Regions from separate parts of the Homo sapiens genome. Here region 2 is linked to region 1. Evidence: read pairs that join two places in POLR2A ChIA-PET (ENCODE). Cell type or tissue: OCI-LY7. All regions are shown on one strand. Region 1 has its middle 17 kb from the start of PLK5. Region 2 overlaps TCF3 (transcription factor 3).

The links. Peaks named below come from ENCODE experiments on the same cell type or tissue, not always from the same donor. Only the 100,000 strongest peaks of a DNase experiment are listed, where the experiment ranks them.
Region 2: POLR2A ChIA-PET joins it to region 1 with 5 read pairs; 4 of 35 experiments call an interaction of 5 or more read pairs at or near these places.

Annotation. Positions count from the first base shown.
Region 1 is chr19:1,539,713-1,542,212 of GRCh38, forward strand. No RefSeq gene overlaps it. Among named protein-coding and RNA genes, the nearest start is that of PLK5, 17 kb to the left of the region's middle. In OCI-LY7, no CTCF peak of the experiment used is centred here; no DNase peak of the experiment used is centred here.
Region 2 is chr19:1,633,312-1,635,811 of GRCh38, forward strand. All of the region lies in intron 3 of TCF3 (transcription factor 3), which reads right to left. Among named protein-coding and RNA genes, the nearest start is that of TCF3, 18 kb to the right of the region's middle. In OCI-LY7, no CTCF peak of the experiment used is centred here; a DNase peak (open chromatin) is centred at 1,510; H3K27ac peaks cover 1,374 bases.

The DNA of each region.
Region 1 (2,500 bases):
TTTTTTTTTTTTTTTTGAGACAGAGTCTCACTCTGTCGCCCAGGCTGGAGTGCAGTGGTGTGATCTCAATTCACTGAAAGCTCTGCCTCCGGGGTTCAAGCAACTCTCCTGCCTCAGCCTCCTGAATAGCTGGGACTACAGGCATGTGCCACCATGCCCAGATAATTTTTGCATTTTCAGTAGAGACGGGATTTCACCATGTTGGCCAGGCTGGCCTTGAACTCCTGACCTCGGGCAATCTGCCCACCTCAGGCTCCCAAAGTGCTGGGATAACAGGCATGAGCCACCGCGCCTGGCCCATTTCTTTTATTTTTATTTATTTATTTTTTTTTTTGAGATGGAGTCTCACTCTCTCGCCCAGGCCGGAGTGCAGTGGCCGGATCTCAGCTCACTGCAGCCTCCGCCTCCTGGGTTCAAGCAATTCTCCTGCCTCGGCCTCCTGAGTAGCTGGGACTACAGGCGTGTGCCACCACACTTGGCTAATTTTTGTATTTTTAGTAGAGACGGGGTTTTACCATGTTGCCCAGGCTGGTCTTGAACTCCTGACCTGAGGCAATCCACCCGCCTAGGCCTCCCAAAATGCTGGGATTACAGGCGGGAGCCACTGCGCTTGGTCTGGATGCCGTTTCTTTGTCACAAAATTGCAACCTTAACAAATCAAACTCAAGTCCCAGGGTCCACCACCACCTGTCCCTGGGCCCCCTCTGTTTCTGGGAAGTGACAGGGTCTCCTCTTTTTTTCCCATCTGTTTCCTATGCTTACTTTCCTGGAGAGAATAACTGACCCATGGCGGCATCCCCGCGTCGCCTCTCGGCCGTGTGCCTGTGTGTGTTGCTGCGTCTGTGGAGATAGAGCCAACTCTGTGCTTTTTATGGAACGGGGGATGAAGCAAAGCCAGCGTTTGTGGATGGGAGAGAAAATACGACCAAAACAGACACTGGGGCCCATGTTGGGAGTAGAGAGGGCTGCAGGCACGCTGGGCTGGGGTGGGGGGAGGAAGCAGGGGGACGGGTCAGGGGAGGTCGTGTGCCTTGGTGTGGCCAGACCTAGGAGGAGGGATCAGTGGGGAGAATTTGGAGATGCCCCCAGGGACCCCAAAGGAATGGAGTGTGGGTGAGAGAGGAACAAAAGCAAGCAGAGAAAACACAGAGCAAGTGCATCACTGCCTTTAAAAACAAAATGAGCCGGCCGGGCGTGGTGGCTCACGCCTGCATTCCCAGCACTTTGGGAGGCTGAAATGGGCTGCTCACCTGAAGTCAGGAGTTTGAGACCAGCCTGGCCAACATGGTGAAACCCCGTCTCTACTAAAAATACAAAAATTAGCCACCTGTGGTGATACACACATGTAGTCCCAGCTACTCGGGAGGCTGAGGCAGGAGAATGGCGTGAACCCGGGAGGTGGAGCTTGCAGTGATTGAGTGATTGGAGATCACGCCATTGCACTCCAGCCTGGGCGACAGAGCGAGTCTCCATCTCAAAAAAAAAAAAAAAAAAAGTTTGTTGTTATTGCAAGACACCAAGTTGTTGTTGTTGTTCTTCTTCTTCTTCTCCTTCTTCTCTTTCTTCTTCTTCTTTTTTTTTTTTTTGAGACAGTTTCTCTCTGTCGCCCAGGCTGGAGTACAGTGGTGCAATCTCAGCTGACTGCAACCTCTGCCTCCCGGGTGCAAGCGATTCTCCTGCCTCCCGAGTAGCTGGGATTACAGGCATGCACCACCATGCCTGGCTAATTTTTGTATTTTTAGTAGAGACGGGGTTTCACCATGTTGGCCAGGCTGGTCTCGAACTCCTCACCTCAGGTGATCTGCCCGACTCTGCCCCTCAAAGCGCTGGGATTACAGGTGTGAGCCACCGCGCTCGGCCTCTTCTCTTTTTTTATAGAGAGAAGGAGTGTCGCTCCGTCACCTAGGCTGGACTCAAACTCCTGGTCTCAAGCAACTCCCCCGTCTCAGCCTCCCAAAGCACTGGGATTACTGTGAGCCACCGTACCTGGCCCAGACACCAAATGTGAAGGTAACTTGTGACCCGGCAATAGCTAACTAATACACAACCCAAAACATGCAAGAAACAGCTTCATTTCTGCCCGGAACATTTGTTTCCAGGGAGAAAAAGACAAAACATCTTCAGAGTGTTTAACTGGGTGTCTTGCAAAATGACCTACCTAGAGTATTTATTTCCATCTGCTTGTGGGCGTCAAGAACAGCAACAATCTGTGCCGTCTCCCACGCCCCGAGCCCACAATGGTGGTTTATTAAAAATAAACCAACCACAGAATATATTAATTTTCTAACCTCCCGGGCCAATTCTTATTTCTAGGTATAAGAACTTCCAGAGATGGCAAAGCACCCACACCGCCCTCGTGCTAAAGTTTCTGGAATCTTCCTTAGACGGGTGAACTGTGTGCTGCCAGAAATAAAATTAATAGCCTCACTTTTTTGGGTGCTTACAAGGGTTGGAACTTCAAGAAATGGTCATGAATTCACTCCAGCCCTGGCTCAAAGAT
Region 2 (2,500 bases), 94 kb after region 1:
CAAACAGGCCCTACTTTTGCAGGGCTGGGGGTGTCCATGTCCAACTCCCAAGTCCAGAGGCTTCCCGAGAGCCAGGCCTGGGGGACCCAGCCCAGTGCTGATGTCTGTGACCGGCACCACCTCAGGCTGTTCTGCAGGCTCCCCCGCCCCGCCCCCTGCCCTCCCTGCTCATCCACACCAGAAACTTCTTTCAAATCGCATCCTTCTATTTCGGTGCCTTTGTGTTAATCATTCCCCCCGGGGAGTATTGGTGTTTAATTGCTGTCTGATTTGCATAATTATGCATATTAATCTCCAAGTCTAATGAATATTCATGCGCCTCATTTAGATTTTGTTTTCTAATCAAAAATTTCCAATGTGATTATGAGTGGGGGGCTGGGATGCTGCCTTGGCTGGGTTGGGGGCCAGGCAGGGGGCTCCTGTGGTCTCCAGGAATCCACACGGCATTCGCTGCCAGGTCTGGGCCATCTGCACCCCAAGATCCTGGTCCTGCACGTGGGCCCTGGTGAACAGGGCAGCTGCTGAGGCCAGGGTGGGCTGGCTGTGTAGGGGTGGGCACAGCGCCGGCACCCTCTGGGTCTCAGTTTGCCTCTATACCACCTGCATGTTGTCTGGTCCCCTCCGGCCATAGCCAGTACCCCAGGAGGTGCAGAGACCCCCAACTGAGCAAACGGGAGGCTCCTGGCACCCCAGCCCTCATCCCCTGGAAGGCCTGGTGTGGTGGGGGACCTCCTGGGGCCCCATGCCCAGGGATCGCCCCCGAAGTTCACTCCAACAGGCCTGTGCCAGAGGCACTGCGGCCTCAATCTGCCCTTTGGGGGAACCCTCCCTCACCCAGCCTTGGCCTCCTCCTAGAAATGACAAAAATAAGGACAGCCCCCACATTAATACAGTTATTAAAATCCCCCCCACCGATTAATGATGCATTTTAATAACCCACCATGAATATTCATAATGCATCCATTGCTCCTGTTCTAATTAAAATGTACTAATAGAATAAGACACTGCTGTCAGAGTGTGGTTTTCTGTGATTTCTTTGGTGAAGCACCGCAGAGTTTTACCCGGGAAGGGCACCTTCCTGCCCTGGGCCAGCCTGGCTGCCTCGGGAGAGGCCTGCGAGTGGACGGCGCAGGGGCGCTGGGGAGAGGGCCCCAGGAGCGGCCCACCCCTTGGGCTTCAGTTCCAATTCCAGTCACGGGGTGTGGAAGCCGCCCACCTGCCTGGGCTGCCGTGAGGATAACAATGAAAGATGCTGCTTCAGAGAGGCCATCCGTAGCCAAGGAATGCTCCAGGCTGGTGGTTTCCCAGTCCCGGTCCCTGTTGGGTCCCCTCCTGAGAGGGACCGGGGACTGGTCTTTGCCTGGTGGCTCGTTGGCAAATGGGAGAGGGAGGCTTCAAAAGGCGCTTAGTAAATACCGGGTAGGACTGAGATTGGTCTGCAGCAGGGATCTGCAAACAGTACACAAGGACCAAGTCTGGCCCCTAAGCTGCTTTTTAAATAAAGTTTTATTGGCACACACTATGCCCGTTTGTCCATGTACTATCAACGGCTGCTTTTGCTGCAACAGTAGAGTTGAATCAATTCCAATAGAGACCATCTGTCCTGCACAGCCAACAATATTCACTCCTTGGTCCTTTCCGGAGAAGGCTGGCTGACCTTGATACAGAAAAAGACTGTCCAAGTGCCTTCAGCTGCCTCTGCACAAGAAACCCAATCGACAGACTTCAGTACCAGGAGTGGGGTTACCATGCCGGGCAGGCAAAACTATTGGTGGACACGGGCCCTGAACACAGCCCTGTGTACCGCCCCTGCCAAACCCTCAGGCACACCACCAGGTGGTCTGGCTTCAGATGGGCCTGGGGACTTCATCCTATAGCCCCAGCTCTGCAATGTGCCCCCACTCAGGTGCTCAGGCTAAAGTCCTGGGAGTCCTCCTCACCTTCCCTCCTCCCAAAGAACAGCAGCTTGCCCCATAGCTACAGCAGCGGGTTAAGCCCAGTCCCTGCAGCAGCTTCCTTCCAAGTCTGCTGACATCCTCAGGCAGCCGGATGGAGCCTTTAGAAGCAAAACTTGGCTCTTCTCCCTCCCTCTACCCTCTCTCATGGCTCCCCACCGTCCTCAGGATAAAGACCAAACTCTTTCCTGATCTCACCACTCTCCTCTTCCCCAACACAGGAGGTGACCCCCACCCACACCCCCTGCCTGAGCCCCTTCCCAGCCTGGGACCCCTCTTTGTCTGCAGCACTGCCTGGAACACAGCTGACGCCCCCAAAACACCCACCCTCAACGTCTTCATTTTACTCATAAATAACTGTGCTTCCAAGAACATTTTCCTGGAGGATCAAAATATTCTCCACCTCTGCTGTCCAATACGGGGACCACACTACCAACTGCTGGAAACGTGGCCAGCATTTTTTCAAGCACATTAAAAATTACATTTAAAAATGTGTATATGGCTAATGCCTGCTGTACTGAACAACCCAGTCCCCAAAAGCAAAT